Linked DNA regions of Homo sapiens: region 2 is linked to region 1. Evidence: read pairs that join two places in POLR2A ChIA-PET (ENCODE). Cell type or tissue: endothelial cell of umbilical vein. All regions are shown on one strand. Each heading gives the region's core, and the rest is flanking DNA. Links, peaks and the distances in the headings are about the cores only. Region 1 has its middle 33 kb from the start of RAP2A. Region 2 has its middle 64 kb from the start of LINC00456.

Region 1 (5,383 bases), core at 222-5,221:
TACTCGTTGCTTTCTTAAGGGTTGCTTTTATCAATAGTACCCATCAACTGTATTAATTCCCAAGTGTGCCCCACTCAAGCTTGCAGACAATATGTAACAACATAGACAAATCACTTCAGTTAGCTGTGAAATGGCTTTGATGGGTTGGGTAGACCAGATTCTAGAGTTTTATATCCCTTGTGTTCTACAATTGAATTTAGTTCCAGAATTGTATTGAACAAATACAAACTTTCATCTTATATGATGATACCTGGCTTACATAGAATTAATTTGGTTATTTTTTCTGGTTTCTTTTGAAAGAAGTATTGCCACAGGGCTCAGGAATGTAAAAGACTAAAAAAAAATTGGACCAAGTGAAACATGACTTTTACTAGTGCCTTTTTTTTTTAAAGGCTATATTTCTCCTTAAAATGTGTGAAAATTTGCTACTTTTTGAAATCATAATAAAAAATATTTCAGCTTTGAGTTCTTTCTTTTCATCATTCTCCTTTTTCTTCTTTGTGATTAATTTAGTACTATCTTAGGCAAGATACATTTACAGGCAAATTATTTTCTTTGTCAAAAAAGAATCGAATTATGAATTTAAAATCTATTTCTTGCATCAGTTGAAAGAAAATCAAGTGCTTCAATAATGGAATTGACAAATGATGGATTTACCTATTGATAGCAGTTTGGATTCCCTGGGAAGTCATCTCTGAGGTGGGGACCAGTGGGCATGAAGATTTTTAGGGAAGACACCTGGGACCAACCCATGTGGAAGGGAGGGCAGGAAGCACAGTGAGGCAGAAGGAGAAGCTGGGCTCTGTTGCAGTCTCAAAAAGGCCTCAGCTGGCCCCATGAACACCTGAGGATGACTCTTCAGAGTTACTCTGATTTGGGGCAAGGTTGTGGGCCTTCATCCTCTTCCTTCAACCAACTGGACAAGGGGCATGCGAGGAGACGGAGTGAGACTTTGGATCAGGCATTTCTCTTTAGTTAATGCAATTCCAGAAGAACTGACTGCTGCAGCACTCCTGGACCCTGCAGAGTAAGTACTTCAGTCTGCAGGAGGATCTGACAGCACACTGCAGCTCCACTCTGCTATTCACTTTTTCGGTTCTGGCTGTCTTGCAAAAGCCAATGTCCCCCCCCCCCCCGTTTTTTGTGTGCCACTCCCTCCTTTGAGCATAGAACCCCCATCCATTCTAATCACCCACCTGTGCATTTTTATTCCTATTGCTTCTCAGGCTTCTCGCTTGGCCAATTTCTGTATTTACCACTTCTCCAGATCCATTTCAAGAGACTTCTCTAGGGAGACTTCCATCACATCTCCAGCTCTCACCAATCGCCCATGACATTCACTATTTAATAATTTGGAACTCGTCATGAGATATCTCAATATGTATCATGTATTTTGTTTCCATTTGTTTGTTTTTTTCTTTCTGTAAATTATAGCAAGACTATGATGGTTTCAGATTGTTTACAATCTAATAAGGAAATAAGCCCTTTGTTTTTCATGTTTTCTAGCATTTTGTAATACACGCATTAGAGGCTCAAAAATACTTGTTAAATAAGTGGATCTCTGCTTAGCTCCTTAGCCAAGAATGTAGAGTGGGTGTAGCAAATGTATTGAATCACTATTTTAATTTCATAGTTTTAGATTTTTTATTTATGCCTATCTCTTCTGACATCCCAGATTTACTAATGATTCACTCAACAAATACGAATTGAAGTCTGCTGTGTTCTGACACCGTTGTGAGCAAAGGGGATATGGTGGTGATGTAGCTTGACTGTGTCCCCACCCAAATCTCATCTTGAATTGTAGCTCCCATAATTTCCACATGTTATGGGAGGGAACCAGTAGGAGATAATTGAATCATGGAGGCAGTTTCCCCCATACTGTTCTCATGGTAGTGAATAAGTCTCATGAGATCTGATGATTTTATAATGGGTTTCCCCTTTCGCTTGGCTCTCATTCTTTCTTGCCTGCCACCATGTAAGATGTGCCTTTCACCTTCCACCACGATTGTAAGGCCTCTCCAGCCAAGTGGAACTGTGAGTCCGTTAAACCTCTTCTTCTTTATAAATTACCTAGTCTCAGGTACATCTTTATCAGCAGCATGAAAACTGACTAATAAAGGTGGTGAACAAAGCAAGGGACCTACCATCACAGAGATTAAATTCCAATGAGAGGCAGATAATGCAACTGATACAGAGATGAGCAAGATGGTTACACAATGTGATAGCTGCTATGGCAGCAATAAACATAGTGCAGAGATGAAATATGCCACCTGAGGTCTGGGATGAGGTCATATCGCCTTCAGAAGAAAATGATTTTGCTACGACCCAAGAGAGAAGACAAGCATTTCAGGCAGAAGGAAGGGAATTCAGGAGGCAGAAAGAACTCTGTGTCCTTTGAGAAATGGAAGCATTCAGAGGGGTTAGATGGTAGTTTGCTCAGGGGAACATGGTAATGGATGAGGTTGGAGAAGGTGTCGGTCAGGGCAAAGTGGTTGAATTTTATCCTAAGAGCAGTGGGAAGTCAGAGAAGAGTGAAAGTTTCTTGTCATTGTTACTTGTTTGTTTAAAATAGAGGATAGAGGCAGATTTGCCATGAAACTAATGAAGCTTAAGCTTCAGGACCTACCACTTGTGTGAGTCCTTTTAAGAACCTGGGAGGTGGCTCACACCTGTAATCTCAGCACTTTGGGAGGCTGAGGTGGGCAGATCATGAGGTCAGGAGTTTGAGACCACCCTGACCAACATGGTAAAATCCAGTCTGTATTACAAATACAAAAATTAGCCAGGTGTGGTGGCATGCTCTTGTAATCCCGGATACTCAGGAGGCTGAGGCAGGAGAATCGCTTGAACCCTGGAGGAGTAGGTTGCAGTAAGCTGAGATCATGCCACTGCACTCCAGCCTGGGCAACAGAGCAAGACCGCGTCTCAAAAAAAAAAAAAAAAAAAAAAAAACAGAAAGAAAACGAAAAGAAAACCAAACCTGGGAGGAACTGTAGCTTTTGTAGCTTTGTATGTGTTCAAGGTCATGCAAGGTCATGGTTTTATAAAATTGGCAATTGTTTAGGACCACTCTCTTTTTCCATACTGACATCTGTTCCATCACACTCCCTTTTGTGGAGTGGCATTGGACTGGCCATAGTCATTTTTGATCTTTGGCTCCAAAGAAGTTGACTGGTATACATCTAGCTTGGGCTTGGTGAAATACAGTTACATGGCTCATAGCCATTTCTGTGTTTGGCTAATGTTGTTAGCCATCTCAGTATAGGTGCTGCTTACCCAGTACTATGACATGAAGTACAGTGTACGACCATTGGTTTTCATCGCAATGTGAGTGTGTCTTACAGCACTCAGCCCTGGGAGTAAGCAGGTAGTGGAAAGGAAACGATTTGAGGTATATGTGGTGAATGCTAGTCCATGGGACATTCTAGTCATCAGATGCCTACAATTCTAAGCAGAGGATTTATTCTTTATTTATACTTATCTTTTAGGATAACAAAGCACAATTATAAATGCCAATTTTTTTCCTTTTCAAATAAGAATTGTGTAAAATAGAACTTAGAATTCTTGTGTTTGTATGATAAGCAGTGAGGATACGTGTGCGTATGTATATGTGTGAAGTTGCATGTTAAATTATCAATACAAAAACATCTACATTAAAAAGCAAATTTCTTCCAACCACACTACAAGTAAGATTGAATTACCTTTTTGTTATCTGTATAGGAAATGATATTACAAAAAAGTGTTATATGAGGATGTAATCAAAGGCGATGCCGTGAGAAATTTAAATTAAACGTATCATAGTAGTGTGTCCAATGGATAATTTATAAAAATGGCTTTTCTATATATTTAGTTTTGTATTTAACTTTATATTTATTTGGGGGTTCTTTTTCTTTAAGAACTCCCTTCCCCAGTTTTATAAGTTTCCAGCCTCACAAAGCCTGGATCCATCTCTGATGGGAATGATGCCGTGATCTGATTTCTATTTTATGAAAGTGCTGGCTGCCATGTGGAGGGAGAGCAGATCAAGAAGGAACAAGAGTAAAATTAGAGACATATGATGTCTTTGGATGTCTTTGCATCCAATGACAATTCTTTTGAATTGTTACTAACAAGGAACATCAAAATGGTCCAGTGTTGTCATTGGTCTTCATTCACTGCTTTGCAGAGTCAATAGAGTATCTGAAGGGGGATTGGTCCTGAGTACCACAGCACCACTTCTCAGACTTTAATGTGCATATGGGTCCCTTGGGAGTAGGTCTGGGGTGCAGCCTGGGATTCTGCATTTCTAGCAAGTCTTCAGGTAGTCCTGTGGCTGGCTCAAGGACCACATTTGGAGTAATAAGGTAGCAAAACACTAGGGATCTAGAGGCAGACTGGCTGTGTTTGAATCTTCACTTCACTACAAACTTTGTGACTTGTTAAGTTATCTAAAGTTTCTAGTCCTCAGTTTTCTCATCTATAAATAGGGATGCTCATAATAGAATCAATCATTCAATTTATTGTAAAGATTAAATGAGACACTTCATGTTAAGAGGTTATCACAATATAAGGGTACAAAAAATGCTAGATATATTTGTTCTAGCTGCAGACAGCCCACTTGGCCTTTTGGGCCAAACTTGACTATGACGTCTTAGGAAGGGTTACTGAAGTTTCTTATGTGTATTGAAAGAAAGCAAGGGCCTACCCCTACAACACAGGCTAAGTAAAATTAGTCTGGTCAATGCAAACTTATAAACAATGAAATATATTTGCAAATCAAAATTACCAAGTACAATAAATGTTGAGTTCAGTCAGAAATGTGCTAGATGTTGATAAATCACAGATTGTTGTATCCAGAATGGAAGTTAAAAGATCTTGTATTCCAATTGCTTCATTCTGCAGACAAAACAGAAACAAACAAACAAACATAAGGCTCTCCCTGAGGCATTGTGGCTTTGGCCATCACATTCCCTGTGGGTCATGTCTCCTAACTGAAAAGCAACAGAAACCATGATCGAAATATTTTATTAATTCTTTGCAATCTATAGAAAGCAATCTTTATTCAACCCCCCTTATTATAGCTATGGGTTAAATTGTGTCCTCCCAAAAACATACGTTTTAAGTCCTAACTCCATACCTGTGAATGTGGTTTTTTTTTTGGAAATAGGGACTTTGCAGATATAATAGAGCTAAGAAGAAGACATTAGGGTGGGCTCTAATCTAATATGACAAGTGTGTTCATAAGATGATGTGAAGGTAGAGACATGAAGGTAGAGACATACAAGGGGAAGGCCATGTAATGACAGAGACAGAGTGGAGCCATGCAGCTGCAAACCAAAAAATGCCAAGGACTGAGAGCCACCAGCAGAAGCTAGAAGAGTCAAGAAAGGATTCTACTGGAATC
Region 2 (5,383 bases), core at 280-5,279, 290 kb after region 1:
GTCCAGTAGATCCTGTGGAGGCAGCAGATGCTACGTAAGTGCTTGGAAGGACAGATTGAAGAGCAGGTGAGACCATGTTGGGTAAGACAAGCAAGATGGGGTGTATGGTGTGTGCAGTGCTACTACCTCCAAGAGCGACATGATCCACTTTATGTTCTAGAACTTTCATTAAAGCATGGGGTATAAATGAAAGGCATATAGCACAATTGTCTGGGAGGCAGGATTGCCAGTTAAAAGGAAGCTTCTATAGTCGTCCAGCCATTTAACTGATAGTTATTGAAAATGTCCTATGAATAAAACATTCTTCCAGACTAGGAAAAAATTAAAGTAGCCTGAATTAGAGCAATAGTATTGGAGCTAGAAAGAAAGAGAAATGTGAAAGGAAATTGAAAAAGAAGTTGATAGAACTTGACAACTGAATGGAGAGCAGGTAGAGAGGAGTCCAAATGGGACTCACTAACCTGTGGTCTGGGTAACCTTGAGTAACAACTGCTCATTGAGATGTGGAGCATGGAATACAACTTGAACTTGTGTGGTTCTGTTTTGGATAGGTTCTGTGTGAAGCCCGTTAGGATGTATAAATGGAGAAGTCCAGCAACAATGGAGATGTGGGGCAGATTGGTCTTCTGCATTCCTGACGGACCAACACAGCTGGCCACACATGCAAATGGAAGTAACAATGACCTACAGGTGTGATTCTGGAGGCGCTGATAAGGGCCATCCATCTAGAGAAGTTGTTTCCTCATTCTATGCCCTAAACCAGTTTGATGTCTGAAATCCAACTATTAGCACTTCACACTGTTAGCATAAAGTTAAAGCCTATTAAGCTTTTGCATGTGAGTACCTCCCTACAGCGTGGGAGACTGGAAAGGCCACTTAACTCACACTTAGCCTGAAGACAGTCCCAAACATTGATATGTCCCAGTTAACAACTGCTCTCAGAGTTAAGAACATGGCCTTGAATAACTGGGACAAGAAGAATCTTTGGATCCTACATAAAGCAGCGATGGGTCAGAGAGATATCAAGGGTTCATAGACTGGGAAAACCTTCCTGCAACTCTGTCTTCTGTCTTTCTTTATAGGCCCCCTTCCTGCTTTATAATTTTTACTTTATTTCTCTATTAATAACTTGATTGTTGAAGCCTCAGGAAATTCCAAGGCTATTTCTCCCATCAAAATGAAAGAAATGCATTAAATGGTGCATTCCCATTAAACTATGATTTACATTATATGTAATGTATATTACATATACATTAATATAGATTAATAAAAATGGAAGCACTCTGTTGGAGGGGAAATATACTAAAAAATCTTTTAGGGCTATCTGAATTAACATGAAATAATACCAAACACAGAGAGAGAAAACAAGAGAGAGAGAAAGGTATTGACTGAGAAAAAAAGCAGGACTGGAAACCTGCAGCCAGCTAAGTGGTGTGACTCATAGCTCTCAGTTTTTGGTAGACAGCTGAAGCCAGAGAACATTCAGAGCTGTAGACAAACACTTAAATTAGGTGTCCTGGTAGAGCAAGGGCTCCCACTGTAACTGCCTGTCCTGCAGTGCATATAAGGTCATCATTGTTATGTTGATTAATGAAGCTCCTGAGAACCCCTCCTGGCCGAAAACAATGGGTGTTACAAATGGTTCCAAGTAAATCCACAAGATTGTTCATTTCAACTATGCCAAAGAGTTCAACACAACAATCATGGGTCAAGAGCTATGTCATATACGCCACAGAATTCGGGATTGTTTCAAGTCATCAATGAGTGGAGGAAAATACCCTAAAGTGGTGATTCCTAGTGTTCTCCCTGGTTCTAGGAAAGTGTAGGGCCCAGAACCTTCCCCAATTTCCCAACCAGGCTGCTGTTGCATTTATGTACTTCACTTATTTATATGAACATTAAGACTTTTGTCCAAAAACAGATTGGAAACCACTGGCTGAAAGAATTGGCACACCTGACAGATGTTAGTTGGAAACAAGGTACAGGAAGAAAACACGAAAAAAGATGGACAGCCACGTTCCCGTGAAGAAGGGTTTACTTCAGTGGTGTGCTAGAGCCAGCTTGCACCAGCTCACAAGAACCAACTGGGCACATCTCCCCACAGTCCGGCATTCACTGACTCCAGTTTGGTAGTTTATTGTTGACCATGGTGGGAGTTTTTACACCATAGAAATTGTCAGATGTGGCCGGGCACGGTGGCTCACACTTGTAATCCCGGCACTTTGGGAGGCCAAGAAGGGCAGATCACCTGAGGTTGGAAGTTTGAGACCAGCCTGACCAACATGGAGAAACCCCATCTCTACAAAAAATACAAAATCAGCCAGGCGTGGTGGTGCATGCCTGTAATCCCAGCTATTCAGGAGGCTGAGGCAGGAGAATCACTTGAACCCAGGAGGCGGAGGTCGTCGTGAGCCGAGATTGTGCCATTGTACTCCAGCCTGGGCAACAAGAGAGAAACTCCATCAAAAAAAAGAAAAAGAAAAAGAGAGAGAGAGATAAAGACAGAAAGACAAAGAAAGAAAGAAAGAAAGAAAGAAAGAAAGAAAGAAAGAAAGAAAGAAAGAAAGAAAGAAAGAAAGAAACACAGACAGAAAGAAAGAAAGGAAAGAGAAATCGCCAGTTGCCACAAATCAGGGCTTTTCTTCTTTTGCTGCCCCCCCCTCAATACCCCTGACAGTCAGTTATAAAACATTTATCAGCATACCACTGGGACTGAATCCAAAAATAACTTGGCCAGCAAAACAGCCAAAGCCCTGTGAAGCTCTGACCAATGGCCTTCTAGGCACAGTCAAGTTAGGGATAGCGTGGAAGTTTGTAGAATCTGGAAAAGGGGAAGGAGTTCTTTTTGGGAAACACAGCTTTGTTATGCAGTCAGACAAGGCTATAGACAAGGGACCTACCAGTCAATATGCTAAGGAGGGTGTGGTAGGTACCACTCACATGGACAGGGAAACTTTTCTCATTTGATCAGGGAGTCCAAATAGACGAATAAGGTGGGTGAGTCGAGAAAGCTGGGATTCAGAAGGGCATATATACAGGGCACTCTGACAGCTAACCTCTGCTTCCTCCCAAGTCTAGACAAAAGCAAATCAGACTTCCACGAGGCATTCCTTAGACATCACAGAGCACTTTCCTTGAGCAAGGCTCAGCAGACCCTGGGTGGGGTAACTGAGGGAGGCAGCTGCAGTTCCTTCTGAGAGACGCTGGATGGATGCCGTCTGTCTCTGATGTCGGAGGCTCCTGCCTGGCCAGTGCAGATTGCGGAATCTCTTCTCTCCCTTCCTGGGTTCCAGGATTCCTCTGACAAGACATTTTATTAGCCCTAACGTGGCTTCCAGCAGGAAGGAAGAAGGGCAGAAACTGTTAAACACAAGAATAGGAAAGGTCCTGGAAAACTCATGGAAGGGGAAACTTGGTTCCGCTTTAAGGGAGAAGTTGTTTAAAGGAGTCTGGGGATAGCCCTGCCCTTGCCTGAAAAGGCCTCTTTGTAGGTCCCTCTGAGCCATGCATGTTTAAGATGTAGGGAAATCAGCTCAGAGGATCGACACACACAGCCCCCTGAAGCCATGGAGTGAGCTCCTCATTTTAAGCAGCTGCCTGGCAATTGTGTGTCATTGTCCTGGGGCAGTCGAGCATGAGAGTAGGGGTGACAGTGCTTGTTCATCTCAATCCTGCAACCCAAGTTCAAAGGGAATGTCTTCCCAAAGAAGGCTGAGTGTCTGCAGAGGGCGGCACACTCCGCTGATGGCTTAATCTGGAAGAGTAAATTTTGCTTCCACAAGAAAAATGGACTTATTTAGAAAAAGGTTAGGCGTACATGTGGGTAGCTTTAGGAGCCGATATTCCTAAGACTTAACAAGGGAGTAAGGCAGGGACCCTGACCCACCAGAACAGTTGCTGGCCTCAGATCTAGGGGCTGGGGTGGGGGTATTGCAGGCTCCTGGAGAACCCCATGCTGTGCCAGCCTTAACCCTTTGACAGTGGGTTGTGGGGACCCCCTAGGGTCCTGGGGTTGGAGTGAGGGTGGCCGGGCACTAAGAGGACACTGTGCGCTAGAGCAGCACCAATGCAGAGGGAAATGTCTCAGTATTTTAATGAGTCAACCCATACCTGTGGACATTCCCTGCCTACATGGACCAAGGGGAAAAACTTCCCACTCTGCCCCGTGCTTCAGTTCATAACCTTGCTAATCATGTATCTGACCTTGTGAGCTGAAGAACAGGAATCTGGATTTAAATTTCTCAAATACATGTTTGATTTCAAGTAGGTTCTTTATTTTCATCTCTCTCTTAACCTCTTCCATTTTTTGAAGAACACCCTTTGATGTCACTCCGATGACGTTTATTAATTATCTTCTCCAAACCTGCTACGACACAAGAAACTTTAGTCACAGTACTGATTCACACTCAATGTTCTATGTTTAGCAACTATCTGAGAAGGATCTGAGTCTGCATTTAGCCCTAAATAGCTACAAATAAGGGAGTAGCAGCAGCATCCCTTCAAAAGCCTTTTTTAGGAAGTGCTGTGCCAGGGGTGGGATGACATGCCAGGAGCTACAGGTGAGGAGAGCCGCTCTCAGCCAACAGGAAACCAAGGTAGCGGCTGATGAAAGCAACAGAGTTGTGTACTACAGAGCAGCATCCCCCCTTCCTCGAGACAGGTTGTAAGGAAACACTGCAGCATGTTTATCTGTCTGCCCAGCCCTATTTAGTGAAAAATGATTGCTCTTTGCCTCTTGTTACCATGCTCAGATGATACTATGGCAACCAGGCTGCACAAAAGGGGAAGGGGGGGCTGACGCTGCTTAGCAACTTGAAGATTTTTAAAAGGCAAGTACTCATTGCAACAGCAACAGTTTTTAAAATGCCAGTTTTCAGGAGAGAAAAGAGAAGAACATTAGAGAAAGCAAATGGAGATGACACAGTAGAGGAAAAGAAAGAAAGGAGAAAGAAAGAGAAAGAAAGAAAGAGAGAGAAAGAGAAAGAAAGAGCGAGAAAGAGAGAGAGAGGGAGGAAGGGAGGGAGGTGGGGAGGGAGAGAGAGAGAAAGAAAGAAAGAGAAAAGAAAAGAAAAGAAAGAGAGTCATCTGCATGTCACCTTTTCAAAGCTCTTTTTTGTACATCCTCACAGAACTCACGGGAGCTTGGCTGGGTCTCTGTTCACTGGTGGGGAAACTGAGGCTCACAGGGTGAGTGGCGTGCTCAGGGTTTGTCAGCGAGTCGGGGGCAAGTCTGGGACTAATATGCAGGCAGCCCAGTTCCAAATCCCACACTCTTTTTACAGCTTCATGCTTTGAAAAAAAAAGTAACCAGGAAATCTGAGGAAGGGAAAAAATAAAATCACACGAAACTGCCAATGGTGTGAAAAGGATGGGCATCTGTTTC

Evidence for each region. Peaks named below come from ENCODE experiments on the same cell type or tissue, not always from the same donor. Only the 100,000 strongest peaks of a DNase experiment are listed, where the experiment ranks them.
Region 2: POLR2A ChIA-PET joins it to region 1 with 8 read pairs; 3 of 35 experiments call an interaction of 5 or more read pairs at or near these places.

What each region holds. Positions count from the first base shown.
Region 1 is chr13:97,398,477-97,403,859 of GRCh38, reverse strand. No RefSeq gene overlaps it. Among named protein-coding and RNA genes, the nearest start is that of RAP2A, 33 kb to the left of the region's middle. In endothelial cell of umbilical vein, for the core only: no CTCF peak of the experiment used is centred there; no DNase peak of the experiment used is centred there.
Region 2 is chr13:97,113,054-97,118,436 of GRCh38, reverse strand. No RefSeq gene overlaps it. Among named protein-coding and RNA genes, the nearest start is that of LINC00456, 64 kb to the left of the region's middle. In endothelial cell of umbilical vein, for the core only: a CTCF peak has its summit at 3,171; DNase peaks (open chromatin) are centred at 1,546 and 2,756; H3K27ac peaks cover 1,263 bases.